Linked DNA regions of Homo sapiens: all the other regions are linked to region 2. The links are chromatin contacts, found by Hi-C in ENCODE. All regions are on one chromosome and are shown on one strand. The core of a region is the stretch at or near the end of the contact, and the rest is flanking DNA. Distances in the headings are between cores, read along the strand shown.

Region 1 (2,759 bases), core at 104-2,603, 1.9 Mb before region 2:
TATGCCTGTTAAGAAGTAATGGTGGCCAGGTGCGGTGGCTCACGCTTGTAATCCCAGCACTTTTGGGAGCCGAGGCGGGCGGATCACTTGAAGCCAGGAGTTTGAGACCAGCCTGGCCAACATGGCAAAACCCTGTCTCTCCTAAAAATACAAAAATTAGCTGGGCCTGGTGGTGCACGCCTGTAGTCCCAGCTACTCAGAAGGCTGAGGCAGGAGAATCGCTTGAACCCAAGAGGCGGAAGTTGCAGGAGCCGAGATCACACCACTGTACTCCAGCCTGGGTGACAGACTGAAACTCCATCTCAAAAGAAAAAAAAAAGTAATGGTGATGGTGATTCAGTCAGAAAGCATCAAGCATCAGGACAATTGATAAAAGATTAGAGGGCAGTGCAGAAAATGAAACGCAGGTGAGGAGATAATGACTATCAACCAGTAAAGAAACTCCTGGAATTGTTCCGATGAAAGCTAGTATTTCAAAACAGAGAGGCAGAGATGGAGAAAGACAGGGAAGTTTTTCTTTAAAAACCAAAAATAAAACAAGACTGGGTGATAATACTGAACATACGAGATTGAAAGAAAGGGGAGACGACAAAATGCTGTAGGCTTTCTGCCTTATTTAAGGAAGTCAAAATCCAGCTTATAGTATTGATCTTGCTCATGAAGTTTCAGATAGGTAATTCTAAAAAGCCTATTTTCCTTTAGACTGTCCAATTATGATGACATGTATCAAAGTTAACTTATGACTACAATGGGCTGGGCATAAAGAACAGGAAGTCTGGTGTACACAACTTAGAATGCATCTGGAGTACAAAAGGAAGAAAGAGGCAAGATCTACTTCCTATTCCATGGGGCATCTGGAAAACTCCCTCAGGCGACCGCTCCATCCAAACACCTGGGATCTTTCTCAACCTTCTGATTTCTGTCACGAGGGCATCCAGCATAGTCCTGGCAACGCCGTAGGATCAGGGAGCATCAAATGAGATGGCACCTGGGGAAGGCCCGTGTGGCCCAGCGTCCACCACTAACGCCGTTCAATATCTACCTCAACTCCCCTCTAACGCGAGAATGTGTATGAGAGAGGCAGGGAGAGTTCGGAGTAAAATTAACCCGAATGGACAGCGCTTCCGCCGCGTTCGCTGCCACAAATGCTGCAGACCCGACGGAGTGGAGGCAGAAAAGGCCCTGGCGTCCACTCGGGAAAGAACGAGGTCAGGAGTCGGTCCTGCACATCGCGTAGAGCGAAGAGACGACACCTACCTGACCATAGACGCTCCCCATCCGCCCAGCAACCGTGGTCCATGCTGCCTGCGTCCACCGCCAGCGTCGAAAAACCGCCGTGGTGCCCGCGCACAGTGCACCGCGCCTGCGCATGGTCTCCAAAGGCTGAGCGAGGGCCTGCCAGTGCGCATGCTCCGCTCTTTAGCGCTTCCTGAGCAAAGTTTGAACGCCTCTCGAGTCCAGTTGGCTTATGCGCATGCGTTTCTCTGGTGCAGGTTCTCACCAAATCCAGAAGCGGCGGGCATTTGAAATGATGTAAGCCGGGAGTCGCTCTGCCTGCCCGTTTCTGCGCTGCACTGGCCGACACTTAAGCACTGGAAGAGAGGCCTGGCAGGAGGCGGCGCAGTGGACACGCGGTCCGAGGACGGGGGCCTCACCCGCCGCCCCACGCTTGCCTCTTCCTGGGATGCCGCAGGCGGGGCCCTAACTCACAGCCTCCTCACCCGGGCTCGTGTCTGCGCCCGCGACTTCGACTGGGAGGAGCTTCTGGCGCCACCTGCGCCACGGTGCGCCGGGCCGCCGGCGACCGGGTCGCTGCGCTCGGCGACTGCCGCGCTCCTCGGGGAACGTGAGGGTCTGAGTCCGGGATCCAGGAGAGCAGTTGGTGTCGGGTCTCTGCGGGGGAGCGGGGCTGCGAGGTGGAGGCGAGGACCGGGGTGGGCGGAGGCGGGGTAGGTCTGGCCGGGAAGTACCCGAGGCCCCGAGGCATGAGCGGGGGAAGGTGACCAGGACTTGGAATTTCATAAACGTCCCCGTCAGGCGTGACGGGTCGTCAGGGCTGCTATCAAAGTCAGTCCGCCCATCTACCCTCAAACAAGCCACCTCCTCTCCACCAAAACAGGCTGTGTAAAAAGTCCAGCTATAGACGACCGCCGTCGACTTAATTTCGAAAAAGATACACTTTGTCTTCTATTGTGTTCTGCTCCTACTCCTGTGCACACAGTAGGTGTCCAGTAATGTATCCGAGAATCAATTGCAGGGGACTGAGTAGAACGTTGATGATTGAGGAAAAAATAGAGGGGGAAGCCCTGATGTGTGATGCCTCCATTTCCTTATGAATTCTGTGTTGAGCATTTGTTAGAATAAACCTCATGGCCTAACAAGTGGGTTTTGAGCCATGTTCAGAAACTATACTGTGTGATGTTTTCACCTGTTTTCTTCTCAGCCAGAATCTGGTGATTTAGAAGAGAAGATTGAACAACCAAGATGAAAACCCCTGCTTCCTTTACCTGAGGTGTGGCCCTGATGGAGGTGAAGAAATCGCTTCTATTGGCATTTTAAGTTCAGCAAGAAATATGGAAGTGTACTTAGGAGAGGAGTACTGTGGAACCAGTAGGGGCAAGAATGTTTGTACTGTCTTGGATGACAGTTGTGTGACTTGTACACGGGAAAGTGTTCTCCTGAATTGGTGTCTTTATTCTGTTCACCTTTTGCAATATTGATTGACTCTCTGACATTGATGTTTACATTAGAGAAGAGAA
Region 2 (2,884 bases), core at 195-2,694:
AACATCACTAGTGTTATTAATAAATACACATAGTTCAATCTTTTAACGTCCTTGAGTTAAAAGAAGGAAATACATGGGCAAGCAGAATACGTTTATACTGTACATGTAAAGCATTTAGGACAATATCTGATGCACAACAATAAGTTTTAGCCTAAAAAAACACAAAGACATTTGTCCACGTATCCCTAAGTCCCTGACCCAAGTTCAAAACTTGATGAAACAAGCACATCTGGTCTCAAGTGTGCAGGCACACAGTCTCTTTCCTGTGCTATTTGTCTCTGCCTATTCCAGTCTTCTAGCCCTCCGTTTAAATTTTCTCTGGACGCTTTTCTTCTTTTTTTGAGACGGAGTCACGCTCTGTCACCAGGCTGGAGTGCAGTGGCGCGATCTCGGCTCACTGCAACCTCCGCCTCCCGGGTTCAAGCGATTCTCCTGCCTCAGCCTCCCGAGTAGCTGGGACTACAGGTGTGCGCCACCACACCCCGCTAATTTTTGTATTTTTAGTAGAGACGGGGTTTCACCATGTTGGTCAGGCTGGTCTCGATCTCCTGACCTTGTGCTCCGCCCGCCTCGGCCTCCCAAAGTGCTGGGATTACAGGCGTAAGCCACCACGCACCCGGCCCTCTGAATCCTTTTCATTTGCCGTCTCTTTTCCTACAATGATTCTCTAGAATCCCTGCTCCCTCTCATCCCGCCAATTTACCTCTCCCCAACTGTTCCCTGCAGCCATTCATCCACCCACATTAATTCATTTAATAATTCCTGAGCGTCTGTTTGAGGTCAGATCGCTTTCTTTCACCCCAAGATCCCCCACTATCTCCCCGCTCCCGCCTCGGGTCATCCGCTATTCCCACCCCACTTCCAGCTCCCACATCCCTCCCCTCCTACTCAGCCTTTTCGGCTCCCAGGCCCAGCACTTCTCCCTCGGTCTCTCACTCTCGCCGACCAGCCCTATTCGCCAGCCTCGCCCTCTCCCCCTTTCCCCCAAGCCTGGCCCTCAGGTTCGAGACTCCCAAAAGGCCTCCCAGGAGCCAAAGCCTGTCCCGCACCCACAAGCCCCTTGGGCTCCAATCCCTTGAAACGTCGGTTAACCGCGTAGGGCGACCCCTAGGGATTCCACTCTTTGAAATCCCCGTAAGCCCCCCGCCAGGTGGCCCTGCTCCCGTCACGCCCCCGAGGGTCTCCCTGTCCCTGAGCCCCGGGTCTCCACCCCGCCGTCCCCTTCTCGGGGCCCAGGCAGGGCGGCACGGCTCATCCTCCCCTGCCCAGCGTCACACTCACTGCTCGCGGGTCCCCAGCGCCGACGGGACGAAACCGTCCTCCCCGGGACTGCCCTTGTCCGACCGCGCCGCCACCGCAGCGCCACCGCCGCCGTCAGCGCCCGAGCTCATTTCGCTCCACGTCCTGGACGGCCGTTGGGGCCGCCATAGAGACGGGGCACAGGCAGAGCGGACGAGCGGACCGGCGCCTCTAGGCGGCGGGAGGCCGCCCTCTCGACTGCTCCAGCCCCCGCGCTGGGGCTGGGATGGGGACGCGACGCCCTCTGCTCTACCCCCGGCTCCCTGCGCCGGCGGGGACCGTGCGCTCTCCCCACAGCGTTAGTGGCATCCCCTTCGTCGAGGTCCAAGAGCGGCTGTATTTGGGGACTGCTGTTCGTGAGGGACCATTAGAGGTATTGCATTTTGGAAAACGGCTGGCTTCCGCACCGTGGACACCTAAAGCCGACGCCGCTCTACCCAAACGCAGAAATCACTTCACCTCTCCACTGCGTGCGCCTGTCTGCGAAGCGGGTGCGAGCGTCCATCCAGTTATTTGGCTCCTTGGCAAGAGGCCAACTTCGTTTCTGGCTAAGATTCTGACTTGAAAACCGCGTTCTGGCCTCTTGTGACTTGATGTCACCGGTAGACGTGGAAATTTATGTCCAGGGAAAGGAATGCCCTGCAACTCTCCACAATACGCCAAACACGGGGATCAGTGTGTTGTGGAAGAAAGACTGCTAAGTGAGAGGATGCCCGGATAAGCCTCAGCTCTGCCTCGACCCAGGCACCTGGCCTTGCTTAAGTTTGTTTTGTTTTGTTTTGTTTTGTTTTGTTTTTTGAGACGAAGTTTCGCTCTTGTCGCCCAGGCTGGAGTGCAATGCAATGGCGCGATCTCGGCTCACCGCAACCTCCGCCTCCCGGGTTCAAGCGATTCTCCTGCCTCAACTTCCCGAGTAACTGGATTACAGGCGGGCGCCACCACGCCAGGCTAATTTTGTTTTGTTTTGTTTTTTAGACGTAGTCTCGCTCTGTCGCCCAGGCTGGAGTGCAGTGGCTCGATCTCGGCTCGCTGCAAGCTCCGCCTCCCGGGCTCACGCCATTCTCCTGCCTAAGCCTCCGGAGTAGCTGGGACTACAGGCGCCCACCACCACGCCCGGATAATTTTTTGTATTTTTTTTAGTGGAGACGGTGTTTCACCGTGTTAGCCAGGATGGTCTCGATCTCCTGACCTCGTGATCCACCCGCCTCGGCCTCCCAAAGTGCTGGGATTACAGGCGTGAGCCACCGCGCCCGGCCTAATTTTGTATTTTTAGTAGAGACGGGGTTCCTTCATGTTGGTCAGGCTGGTCTCGAAGTCCCGACCTCAAGTGATCCTCCCGCCTCAGCCTCCCAAAGTGCAGGGATTACAGGCGTGAGCCACCGCGCCTGGCCTCTTGTCTAAGTCTTAACCTCTGTGTGTTTCCTCCCTGTACCATGTCAGAACTAGACGGTGTCTTTGTTCCACAAAACTGCTCCCAACCCGCGAACCGGAGATTGCATCTGCCTCTGGGTCTGAGTGCCATTGGTAGATCTGCAGTATAATACAAGAGATCTTATGGGCCAAAGTCTGGGGTATTTTCTGTAGT
Region 3 (2,772 bases), core at 206-2,705, 1.8 Mb before region 2:
TGAGAAAAATCAAAACACTACTTCAGAAGAACACTTTCCCGTGTACAAGTCACACACCTGTCATCCAGGACAGTACAAACATTCTTGCCCCTACTGGTTCCACAGTACTCCTCTCCTAAGTACACTTCCATATTTCTTGCTGAACTTAAAATGCCAATAGAAGCGATTTCTTCACCTCCATCAGGGCCACACCTCAGGTAAAGGAAGCAGGGGTTTTCATCTTTGTTGTTGTGGTTTCTCTTCAAAATCACCAGATCCTGACTGAGAAGAAAATTGGTGAAAACATCACACAGTATAGTTCTCTGAACATGACTCTTCTTTTTTGAGACGGAGTCTGGCTCTGTCGCCCAGGCTGGAATGCAGTGGCTCCATCTCGGCTCACTGCACGCTCCGCCTTCCGGGTTCACGCCATTCTCCTGCCTCAGCCTCCCAAGCAGCTGGGACTACAGGCACCCGCCACCGCGCCCGGCTAATTTTTTGTATTTTTCGTAGAGACGGGGTTTCGCCGTGTTAGCCAGGATGGTCTTGATCTCCTGACGTCGTGATCCGCCCGCCTCGGCCTCCCAAAGTGCTGGGATTACAGGTGTGAGCCACCGTGCCCGGCCGGGGCTTCTTTCTTCTAACTCACTTCCACTTGCCCTTGAGGTCCAAGCACCTTCCCAAGCATCCAAGAAGCGCTCAACACAGAATTCATACGGAAATGAAGGTGTCACACATCAGGGCTTTCCCAAACTCTATTTTTTCCTCAATCAACATTCTACTCAATCCCCTGCAATTGACTCTCGGATAATTACATAAATCACTGGGCACCTACTGGGTGCAGGGCACAATGAAAGACAAAAGTGTATCTTTTTCGAAATTAAGTCGACAGCGATCATCTATAGCTGGACTTTTTACACAGCCTGTTTTGGTGGACAGGAGGTGTCTTGTTTGAGGGTAGAGGGGCGGACTGACTTTGACAGCAGCCCTGAGGGGCTATCACGCCTGATGGGGACGTTATATGAAATTCCGAGTCCGGGTCACCTTCCCCCTCTCACGCCCAGGAGCCTCGGCCCCTTCCCGGCCGGACCCACCCCCCTCCGCCCACCCCGGACGACCTCGCAGCTCCCCTCCCCAACTAGAGACCTGGTACCAACTGCTCTCCCGGATCCCGGGCTCAGACCCTCTCGCCTCCCCTCACAGCTCCCCTAGAAGCGCGGCAGTTGCCGAGCATAGCGACCCCGTCCCCGTCGGCCCGGCGCACCCTGGAGCAGGCGGTGCCAGCAGCTCCTCCCAGTCGAAGTCACCGGGGCCGAGACCGGCCCGGGTGAGGAGGAGGCTGTGGGTCAGGGCCCCGCCTGCAACATCCCAAGAAGAGGCCAGCGTGGGGCGGCGGGTGAGGCCCCCGTCCTCGGTCCGCGTCTCCATTCCGCCGCCTTCAGTCAGGCCAGCCCAGCCCCGGAACCTCTCTTCCAGTGCTTGAATTTCCGCCGGTACAGCGTGGAAATGGGCAGGCAAAGCGACTTCCGGCTCACTCCGCTTCAAGTACCCGCCGCTTCTTGCTTTGGTGGGGAGAGCAGGCACCAGAGACACGCATGCGCATGTGCCAGCTGGCCTCAGGCGCGGCGTTCAAAGTGTGCGGGGAGGAGGTCGAGAGCGGAGCATGCGCACTGGCAGACCCTTGCTCTTTCGCTGGAGACTATGCGCAGGCGCGGTGCACTGCGCGCCGGCACGAGGGTGTTTTCGACGTTGGCTGTGGGGAAACAGCAAGCGGCGTGGACGACCGTTGCTGAGCTGGTGTGGAACGTCTGTGATCAGGTAGGTGTAGTCTCGTCGCTCTACGCTGCGTGCAAGACCGACTCCTGACCTCGTTCTTTCCCAAGGGGACGCCAGGGCCTTTTCTGCTTCCATTCCGTCGGATCTGCAGCATTTGTGGCAGCTAGCGCGGCGGACGCGCTGCCGATTCGGGTTATTTTTACTTCGAATTCTCCTAGCCTCCCTCACACATATTCTCGCTTTAGAGGGGGGCTGAAGCGGATGATGGGGTTTTGGGGTTGAAGGGCATCTGTGATGGGCATTGAGCCACGCTGGCCTTCGCCGGGTGCTGTCTCAGCTGACGCCCCCTGACCCCATGTGCAACCCTCAGGCCGCAGGAACCCGGGCATCCAGGGCTGGACGCTCTAGGTGACAGAAATTTGAAATGCAAGAAAGACCCAGACACCGAAGGCAGGGGCTGCCCCATGAGATCGCTCCTCATGGCACTGGAAACAGCGAGTGGAAAGGGGGGGTCTCAGAACTCTGTTGAAGTAGAATATGAACTCAGTCTTGAAGGAACTTAAGGCTACGGATGCAGAACAGTGGGAGCAGATGGAACTTTCTAGATGCCCCACGGGATGGGACTGTATATAGTGTGCCCCCTCATCCTCCTCCTGTAGAGGCTTGTGCAGATTATTTTTCTGTCTTTTGAAAAAAGCAAACTCTGAAATTCCACTTGTCTATAATCTAGAGTTCCAAAGTTGTGTTTAAGGTGGTATCCTCTCTAGGAAATAACGTTTTTGCTCACCCATACTCTAATTTTCTTTCAGAGCTGTCTATTCTGGGTTCATGACTCAGTGCGCATTACTTTAATCTTTTTGCTTATGTTTTCGTTTGAGTTTATGTACTAGGACTTGTGCCCTCTAGCTAAAAATGAGAATAAACTTTGCATTCTGTTTACCTGTGTCAAAGCAAGAAAAATGATGACCAAATGTATTTTTCTATAAGTAATCACCAGAATGTACGTATGGTAGGTGA

What was found. Hi-C counts contacts between places; a loop is a spot of excess contacts on that map. Pooled maps may share reads with other maps.
Region 1: a map of CD8-positive, alpha-beta T cell shows a loop between it and region 2 (8-fold over the local background). The contact joins the promoter of FAM24B here to the promoter of EEF1AKMT2 in region 2. A Hi-C loop is called at or near these places in 1 of 168 maps with a recorded cell type or tissue (CD8-positive, alpha-beta T cell), 1 of 37 single-sample maps with no recorded cell type and 6 of 50 pooled maps.
Region 3: a loop to region 2 is called in a pooled map, with 3 times the contacts of the local background. The contact joins the promoter of C10orf88 here to the promoter of EEF1AKMT2 in region 2. A Hi-C loop is called at or near these places in 6 of 50 pooled maps.

What each region holds. Positions count from the first base shown.
Region 1 is chr10:122,878,228-122,880,986 of GRCh38, forward strand. It overlaps FAM24B (family with sequence similarity 24 member B), which reads right to left and starts at 1,354. Exons shown (of 4, transcript NM_152644.3): 1 at 1,258-1,354. It overlaps FAM24B-CUZD1 (FAM24B-CUZD1 readthrough), which reads right to left and starts at 1,414. Exons shown (of 11, transcript NR_037915.1): 1 at 1,258-1,414. It also overlaps the pseudogene C10orf88B.
Region 2 is chr10:124,790,443-124,793,326 of GRCh38, forward strand. EEF1AKMT2 (EEF1A lysine methyltransferase 2) reads right to left here and starts at 1,445. Exons shown (of 7, transcript NM_212554.4): 1 at 1,282-1,445. The coding sequence starts at 1,391. RefSeq lists enhancers at 1,397-2,121, 1,749-2,058, 2,122-2,844 and a silencer at 1,559-1,618.
Region 3 is chr10:122,952,772-122,955,543 of GRCh38, forward strand. It overlaps C10orf88 (chromosome 10 open reading frame 88), which reads right to left and starts at 1,456. Exons shown (of 6, transcript NM_024942.4): 1 at 1,244-1,456; 2 at 58-261. The coding sequence starts at 1,407. LOC124902519 (a long non-coding RNA gene) reads left to right here and starts at 1,671. Exons shown (of 2, transcript XR_007062325.1): 1 at 1,671-1,797. RefSeq lists a silencer at 1,172-1,251.